Linked DNA regions of Homo sapiens: region 1 is linked to region 2. The links are chromatin loops, found by intact Hi-C in ENCODE. Cell type or tissue: K562. All regions are shown on one strand.

Region 1 (5,000 bases), 66 kb before region 2:
TATAGTAGGGGATACAATCATATCCCCTACTATAAAGACACATGCACGTGTATGTTTATTGCAGTGATATTTACAACAGCAAAGACTTGGAACCAACCCAAATGCCCACCAATGATAGACTGGATGAAGAAAATGTGGCACATATACACCATGTAATACTATGAAGCCATAAAAAAGAATTTCATGTCCTTTGCAGGAACATGTATGAACCTGGAAACCATCATCCTCAGCAAGTTAACACAGGAACAGAAAATCAAACATCGCATGTTCTCACTCGTAAGTGGGAGTTGAACAATGAGAACACATGGACACAGGGAGGGAAACATCAGACACTGGGGCCTGTCAGCATGTGGAAGGAAAGGGGAGGGAGAGCATTAGGACAGATGCCTAATGCATGTGGGGCTTGAAACCTAGATGATGCGTTAATAGGTGTAGCAAAGCACCATGGCATTAGAAAACAAATAACAAAATGTTGTGAAAAAGTCATTACTTAAAAGTAATCTTGAATGTAAATAGACAAAACTTTCCAATCATAAGACTTAGCATGGATGAATGGATAAAAAACAAGTCCAAATTGTCTGTTTTCTACCAGAAACACACTACCTATAAAGACACACATATGCTGAAAACAAGAGATGGAAAAGTGTATGCCATGCAAATGGAAATAAAAAAACAGCAGGTGTAGCTATGCTTATATCAGACAAAATAGACTTCAGACTAAATCTCTAAAAAGAGACAAAGAAAGTCATTTTGTAATGATAAATGGGTCAATTCAGCAAGAGGATGTAACAATTGTAAATATATATGCACCCAACACTGGAACATCCAGACATATAAAGCAAGTGTTATTAGAGCTAAAGAAAGGGATAGACTGCAATACAATAATAACTGGAGACATCAACACTGACATTAAGCACTGGACAGATTACCCAGGAAGAAAATCAACAAAGAAATATTGGAGCTAATCAGCACTACACACCAACTGGGCCTAATAGACGTTTACAGAACATTTCATGTAATGGCAGGAGAATACACATTCTTCTCCCTAGCACATGGATCATCCTCAAGGGTAGACTATACATTAGGCCACAAAACATTTATAAAAACATTCAAAAAATTGAAATAATATCAAGTATCTTCTCTGACCAAAATAGAATTAAGCTAGAAATCAATAACAAGATTAATTTTGAAATCTATATGAACATATGAAAATTAAACAATATGGTCCTGAATGACCAGTGGTTCAATGAAGAGATTGAGAAGGAAATTGAAAAATTTCTTGAAACAAATGATAATGGAACACAGCATACCAGAACCTATGGGATACAGCAAAAGCAATACTTAGAGGGAATTTTACAGCTATAAGTGCCTACATTAAAAAAGAATAAAAACTTCAAATAAACAAACTAATGATGCATCTTAAAGAACTAGAAAAGCAAGAGCAAACCAAACACAAAATTAGTAGAAGAAAAAGATTATAAATAATAAAGAAATAAATAAGAGCAGAAATAAAATTGAAACAGAGAAAACAATACAAAAATCAATGAAACAAAAAGTTTTTAGAAAAGATAAAACCGACAATCCTTTAGTATGGCTAAATAAAAAAAAAGATAATATTCAGGTAAATAATATCAGAGAAGAAAAAGGAGACATTTCAACCAATACCACAGAAATTAATAAACTCATTCGAGTCTACTATGAGCAACTATATGCCATTAAATTGGAAAACCAAGAAGAATGGATAAGGTAGGCATGGTTAATGGGTACATAGATACAGTTTAAAAGAATGAATAAAATCCAGTATTTTATAGCACAACAGAGTGACCGTAATCAATAATCATTTAATTGTGCATTTAAAAATAACTAAAAGAGTATAATTGGATTATTTGTGACAAAAAGAATAAATGCTTGAGGTGATGGATACCTCATTTACCCTAACGTAATTGTTACACATTGTGTGTCTGTATCAAAATATTCCATATACTTCATAAATATATATATGTGTACCTAATATGTTCCCATAAAAATTAAAAAATGAAAAATAAGTTGTGCTTTATTTAATGATAGCAAGGATTTGCTCCAAAGGGAATCATTTTTATGTTTCTAGAGCCAAATATTTTCTATGACATGCATGCACATAATGTACAACTCAGGGCAGTTACTCAAAGCCAAGTCTCTGACATTCAGCATTATTCCTCATCCTATCACACTACATCTTTCCTTGATCATACTATATGTAGTTGCTCATATAAATACCATAATTGAAAAACAGAAGAAAGAAATCTGACATAAAATTTTTTTGCCATATGATGAAAATTGATACCTTGTTTCTCTGCCAACAGAGATCCATTTTGACAAGCTTTACAGGCTATTTAAAAATGAGTATGTATTTCTCACACATTGTTTCATCAGCTAGGGCTACAAAAGGAGGTCACATTCGTTTAATATTTGAAATAATAAAACACCCTGAGCCCTCATCATGACTATAGAAAAATGTTTTATTCCCTTCTATGAGAGCAATGAGATCACCAGAAAGGCTTAATTAGTAAAAGCTAAGGGGTTAGTCCTGATTATTATTGCCTCATAAAGAGAAAATTAGAAAGCCTGTTGTCCTGTTTGTTTTCACTGTTATTATGATTTTTACCACAAGGTGTCAGTACAGGAACCAGGCAGGTCGATTGCTCCAGTACTGTCTTCATGAATTCTCTGCTTCACATCAGGACATATGATATCCTAAGCACACTATGTCACAAAAATTTAGGAAGTCGGAAGTTTTGTGATGTGAAGAAAAACATTAAGGCCTACATCATCATGTCAGTCATTTGTCAGTAGCTTCTCTAGTTGCAGAGACGGAAGGGGAAGATTTTTTCCTTCCTTGTTACATTAAACTTGGCCCTCCTACATCTCATTAATTCTCTAACATGTATTTGTGAATAGGACTCTGATTTCTTTACTAGAGGTATAATGGGCAGACGAATACTGACCCTCCTTCCCTGCCCCTTGCTTAAGCCAGATAACTTGAAATTCATTTCTGAGGGTAGACCTGTTTAAAAAAAAAAAAAAAGAAAGAAAAAAGAATACATCCACAGAGTTGTGTAACCATTACCACAATTTAATATTATAACTACTTTATCACCTAAAAAGAAACTTTGTACCCATTAGACTTTAGTCTCTATTTCCCCTCAAACTCTCTACCCCTAGGCAATGACCAGTTTACTTTCTATATCTAGATGTAGCTCTTTGAAATTTCACATAAGTTAAATTATACAATATGTAGTGTTTTGTAATTTGTTTCTTTCATTTTGCATGTTTCTAAGGTTCATATGTGTTGTAGCATGTATTAATACTTTACTCCTTTGCATTACTGGATAATACTGCCTTATATGTCTGCAGTTCATTTGTTTATCCATTTGCCAATTGATGGGCATTTGGGTTATTTCTATTTTTTGGCTATTATGAATGACTCTGTTATAAACATTTGTGTACAAGGTTTTATGTGGACATATATCTTCATTCCTTCTAGAAGTGGAATACCCTGGACATATGGTAGCTCTAAGTTTAACCTTTTGAAGAACTGCCAGACTGTATTCCAATGTGGATGCATCATTATACACTCTCAATAGCAGAATATGAAGGTTCTATTTTTTTCCACATTTTTATCAACCCATTTTATCATCTTTCTTTTGGATTATAAATATCTTAGTGGGTGTAAAGTGCTATTTTATTGTGGTTATAATTTGTATTTACATAATGACTAATGATATTGACTAGGAACTGTTGTGAATCCACAGCACAACACAGCTGCTCCATGGAAAAAGTGACCAGGCTGTTTTCCAGGGTCCCTGATTTCACTTCTCTGTACTGGCATGGTTTCCTGACCTGAGACTTCAGCACAACTACCCTGCCCCCACATGAACACTGCAGTTGGAGGCAGCTCTGCATTTCTCTCAGGAGGAAATCTAAGAGACAACTCACAATCCCTCTGCCATTGCAGCTGCAGTGATACTGCCCTAACTGCCCTCAGGCAGGGAAAGGAACAAAGGGTCTGGTCACTGTGTTCGCATGTCCAGCACACTGAAGTCATGATATGGAGAGGTATCCAGTCCCTTTCCCTTGTGCGCCCCCAACTTCACTTTTCACCAGGCAGGGCCCTAGCTCAGGACCTCAATTTAGCTGCCCCACCCAGAGCTGAGCACACCTACAGGTAGTGGCACTGAGTTTCCCTGGGGAAGATCTTCCAGAGGCAACCAACAGCCCCTCTGCCACTGTCACAGCAGTGGTTCTGTCCCTGCTGTCCTCAGTGTAAGGAAAGAAACAAAGAGCCTAAGGACTTCACACATGCTCCCAGCATGCCACAATCACATAGAGGGAGGAGCTCAGTCTCTTCTGCCTGTGAGTTATTGACTCTGCTCCTGAAAAAGCAGAGCTCCAAGCTCAGCACAGCAGTGCAGTCACCCTGTCCCCTGGATGAACATACCCAGTAACAGCATCTCCACATTTCTCTTAGGTGAAACTCCCAGAGCCATCTGAAAGCTCCTCTCCCACTGCCATTGCAATGATACTGCCCTTGCTCCCCTTGGATTGGGAAAGGAGAAAATACTCTGAGGGCTTTAACCACACCTCCAGAAAGCTGCAGAGGGAGAAGAAGCCAATCTGCTTCCCTTGTGATCCACTCACCCCCAGTTGTTACCAAGCAGCACCCCCTCCCCCTGGCTTGAGCCCACAGTGCAGCCACTCCAATCACATTAATTGATAGCAGCTCTGCATCTCTGTGGGGTAAAGCTCCATGAGACAAGTGAACCTCTGTAACACCCACTGCTATGGTCCCTTCCCTTGCTGCCTCCAAGGTGGGGAGGGAACATAAAGCCTGAGCTCACCCCAGAGCTGCAGTGTGCAGCCTGGGAGTGCCAAGCCAAGATCTGCAGCCAGTACTCAAGTGGGAAAGGAATAAAACTTTCAGAGCACTAAGAAGGACCATGATTGCAATTGTGAAAAAACAC
Region 2 (5,000 bases):
ATATCCAAGCTATGGGTATATTTAAAAGGCCTTTATGTTTTTCTCTTTATAAATCTTGTTTTTCTGGAAGAGTTTTTTTTTTCTGTCAACTAAATTACTTTTTTCTTTTCACTCTATCTTGCTACTCTTGGTGCATGCATAAAAGACCGTAGAATGTCTTCTGGTGGCCTGGGACTCCTTAGGAAAACAGAAAAGGTACCACAAATTCCACTTTAGGAAAAAATATCTGTTTTCTTCATGTAGCCCCTGAAATTAATGGTAAATAAGTGCCTCTCAAAATATGTCTTTCTCTTCCGGCTATGCTTGTTTATTAGGCCCTGGAAATTGTATTACTAACCCTGTTCTTAAAGGGCCTCACCCAGAGGCAAATAATCCAATTGGGAACTTAGCAAATAAAAATCTCATAACTACTGTATTTTTTTCTGTTTGTGTGGTTATATATGTGTAATGTGTGTAATGCTTATTTAAAAAGAGTTCTAGTTAATTGGCCTAAAATAATAAGCACTTAAATAAAATATTTTTAAAGGAAAATTAAAAGCTGTGGTATCTTTCAGCTTATGTGACTTTAATCTTTAAAATAAAAAGAGTCTTAGGAATAATTGGTAAAGTAAAAATGTCTTCAAGGTGTAAAGATGTGGTCTAAATTATGCCGGTCAAATACTAGGTTTGCTAAATGTTTTAAGGTTGTAAACTGCTTCTTTAGCCTTTAAAAACTGTCAACTTGCCTGCTTCACAATTGGTAAAAATTATAAGAAGGCATGAAAATGTACATTTTAATTAGGAATAAAGAATTGTCTTAAAATTAAATAAAATAAAGTGAAAGGTTTAAGCAAATTGTAAAAAGATTGTAAAAATTAATCTTGCAAAGGAAACTCTGTGTGTAAACATATTAACTAAATTCAAAATAATATATTTTTTCTGTAAATTAAACACTAGAATGGACTAAACTAATAGAAAACAAAAAAAGGTTTTAACTTTTGTTTGGAACACTGCTAATCTTTGTTTTATTTTTCAGAGTCAAGAAAACTTGTCTTAAGCTAGCTACAGCCTGTAACAACTAAGTAAAGTATACTACTGTAAATAAGATTTGAAGCATGTTTGTTTCTCTCTGCCTAGTTCTTCTAGAATTTGGAAACTAGTCATAAGTATTCTTAAATTACAATATAGTTGTTTGCATCAGTGCAACAAAAATCTATTTTCTTTTGCAACAAGAAACAATTGGAAAACCTAGTTGTTTTACCAAGGCTTTAGCTGGAAGGGTATGTTCCCCTTTAAGGAATCAAGCTTGATTTGCAAAGCCAATAAAAGCCCCTTGGATACTGCCCTTATAACTTGTTTACACAGTCTCCCTGGGGCGTTCCTGACCGGTGGTGAGTAAAGAATGTCACTTTCTAACAGGCCTAGAAACCCCATGCTCCAGGAACCTCAAAAAGAAAGAAGTTTACCCAACTCACAGGTATTTAAAGGTGCAAACCCATAGCTGGGCTGGGATTTAAAAGGTCCTATCTGAGATTCCTTGTGGAACAAAGTTCCATCAAAGCCAATCTAAAAGGCCTATGTAAAAATAGTTATTCTTGCTGCACTTTATGCAAATAATTAGGCCAAGTATAAGAGTAAAGTTTATTTTGCAAACAGCTCAGTCATATCATAAGTTTAACAAAAATGAGGACTCGAGAGAGAGAGAAATTATGTTTTAAAACTTATACACCTGTTGACTTCTCATCTCATTAATTGTTTTTAATTCTTGCCTACATTTTAAACTAACCCTGCTTATTCCTGTCAACCAACCAGCTATCTCTGGCTGCAGCTCAGAGAAAACAAAAAAGGATGGGTAATGTAAAAGTCTGAAACAATGTTCTAGTTCTGGGCAATTATCCTACAGATCCTGCCAGGTAACCTATAATCCCAATGTTTCCTTTTTTTTTTTTTTTTTTGGAAAGTAAAACCAAGAAAGCTAAACAAAGCCAAGTCCCATACACCCACTTACAACAGAACAACCCATCTAAATGTCTCACAGGCATCTACCAAACTCTGTTGTCATGGTTATGGCCTATAGTGCCCCCCGCCCCCAACAGTAATGGTAGACTTAATACTCATATTTGGATCCTATATTCTAAACCTCCTTGTAAAGTTTATCCCTTCTCACCTAGAAACCATCAAGCTTCAGATGGTGCTCTAAATGGATCCAAAAATGAAACCACCCTTTTACCGGGGACCTTTAAATTAATCCGAGGAGGAGCACTCGCTGCTATTCCCCACACAACACCCCTCTCCAGCAGAAAGTAGCCAGAGTAAGTCGTCACCCAATTCCCCCTAACAGGAGTTAGGGACTCCATTCCAGAATGGAGAAATATGTTATAAGAGGAAGAAAGAAATCATTTAGGTGGACAGGGTAAAGCAAGTCCCTGGCAAAAAAAAAAACCACTTTACTTTTAACAAAAAGCAGCTCAAAAATAGCTCTCTTTCTAACCTCATGCAGTTCAAAGAAATCACCTCTCCTCTAACAACAAGCAGCCTGATAGAGCAGACTGTAAAACACAGATAAGACAGCTTGGGTACAGAAGGAGAGGGGGAAGTTTCTTGAGTTTCTTGGGTAATCACCAAACTTCACACTCATACCGGTAAAAACAGTGGGCCTTAGTAAGCACATTCCTTTCCCTTTAGGCACACTAAGATAGGGAAGCTAAAAGTGGGTGTGGGGGGATGCCTGCAGCTGCAAGAAGATGTCTGGGAACAGACACAGAAACTCTCCCTCCCAGATAAGCAAGACAAAGCAGCACAGACTAAGATTCTGCCTATGTGGTCAGCAAACGGAATAAGAACTGATAAAAAACAAACAAACAACAACAACAACAACAACAAAAAACTCTGCTCTATGCAGATAGCACACCTGGTTCCAACTAAACCGTTGGGCCCTAGAAAGATAAGACATCCCTTCCTCATGAGGCCCCTCCTCACTAGTCCCTTTATAAAACCCCTAACATATTTACTACGGCCTATAAACCCGCTCTGGACCCCTCTCTGTGACAGAGAGCTGTTCTTTCCTTTTGTCTATTAAACTCCTGCTCCAAACTCACTCTGTGTGTGTGTGTGTGTCTGCGACCTCGATCTCCTTGGCTGTGAGACCAAGAACTTTGGTATTTACCCCAGACAACAAGGCTGCTTCACATATATGTGTACAAATACAGCCACTCATATATGTGTATGTGCATGTGTTTGTGTGTATGTGTGTGTGGTGTGTGTGTATTGCATTTCTCTATTTGTCTTTCTTGTTATCAATACCATGTGGTCTTCATTGTTATAGCTTTATAATAACTTGATGACAGATGGTATAAGTCCTTTAAATTTATTATTTTCAAAGTCATTTTGGCTATTCTAGGTTGACTGCATTTTCATATGAATGTTATAATTAACATCAGTTTCTTCAGAAAAATCTGGAATTTTTGGAATTGCATTGCATATATAAATCAATGGGGGGAAGTCAACATCTTAACAATCTAATCCATGGTTATGAAATATCTCTGCATTTATTTAGGTCTTTTAAAATCTCTCTCAGAAAGATTTTTTAGTTTTCAGTAGACAGGTTCTGCACATCTTTTGTCTGATTTATCCCTGGGTGTTTCATATGTTATAATACTATTGGGAATTGTATTTTTAAAAAGTACAAAATAATTTACCACTGTTCATTGCTAGTACATATTAATAGAATTATGATTTTTTGTATATTGAGGTTGTATTATTTAACCATGATGAGCTCAGTTATTACCTCCATTGGCTTTTTTGTTAACTCCAATGATTTTGTATGTGCTCCACCATGTAATCAGTGAAAAAATAGTTACTTTTTTCTTTCAACTCTGAATGAGTTTTATTTCTTTTTTTTTTTTTGCCTTACAATAAGAATATAAAACTCTTTCATTATGAGTAAGTCTTTTTTTTGTTAACATTTACAGTTACAGTTTCTACCCACCACTAAATAGTGGTAACCATCGACTTGTTCTTTATCGCTATAATTTTGTCACTTTGAAAATGCTAAATAGTGTCTGCGTTCATAATATTTAGAGACTTCATTGTATATTCTTGATAAAAGTCTGTTGTCATACATGTGATTTAAATGTATTTTCTCCAAGTATTTTTTTATTCTTTCAAAGAAGTGTTTTGCAGAAAAAAATCATAACTTTTATTAATTTCAATTTATTGATTATTATTTATAGATCATGAGTTTGGTTTAATGTCTAAGAAGTCTTTACTTAAATTTTTTCTCATGTTTCCTTCTAAAATATTTGCGTATATACATTTTACTTTGAATTCCATGATCCATTTTAGGTTAATTTTTAAAAGTGTGAGGTTTAGGTTGAGGTTCGTTTCTTTCATACAATTTGTTGAAAAGACTATATTTCCATCTATTTGTTTTTGCACTTTTGTCAGAAATTGTCCATTCGTACCTGTGAAGGTGTATTTCTGAACTCCCTCTTATGTTTCATTGATCTGTGTGTCTATCCCTCATCCATGGTCAGGCTGTCTTGTTTTCTGTAACTAAATAATAAGTCTTAAAATCTTACATAGTGATTTTTACACTTTACTTTTTTTTGAAAGATTATTTTTCAGCTATTTTATGGCCTTTGCCTTTCCATTTAAATTGTATAATCAGCTTGTTTACATTTACAAAATATCTTGCTAAGGCTTTTATGGGAATGGTGTTAAAGTCATAGGTACATTTGAAGATAATTAAGACATTTACCATGTTCAGACTTTTTTGTTTTAGACAGAGTCATGCTCTGTTGCCCAGGCTGGAGTGCAGTGGCACAATCTTGGCTCACTGCAACCTCCACCTCCCATGTTCAAGCAATTCTCCTGCCTCAGCCTCCCAAATAGCTGGGACTACAGGTGTGAGCCACCAAGCTCAGCAAATTTTTATATTTTCAGTAGAAACAGGGTTTCAAAGTGTTGGCCAGGCTGGTCTCGAACTCAGACTCCTAACCTCAAGTGATCCACACGTCTCA

The links. Hi-C counts contacts between places; a loop is a spot of excess contacts. Peaks named below come from ENCODE experiments on the same cell type or tissue, not always from the same donor. Only the 100,000 strongest peaks of a DNase experiment are listed, where the experiment ranks them.
Region 1: it touches region 2 in a loop (2.9-fold over the local background); 1 of 110 quality-filtered maps calls a loop at or near these places.

Annotation. Positions count from the first base shown.
Region 1 is chrX:80,576,362-80,581,361 of GRCh38, reverse strand. No RefSeq gene overlaps it. Among named protein-coding and RNA genes, the nearest start is that of TENT5D, 160 kb to the right of the region's middle. In K562, a CTCF peak has its summit at 2,647 (motif pointing right); a DNase peak (open chromatin) is centred at 2,671.
Region 2 is chrX:80,510,177-80,515,176 of GRCh38, reverse strand. No RefSeq gene overlaps it. Among named protein-coding and RNA genes, the nearest start is that of TENT5D, 92 kb to the right of the region's middle. In K562, no CTCF peak of the experiment used is centred here; a DNase peak (open chromatin) is centred at 2,586; H3K4me3 peaks cover 469 bases.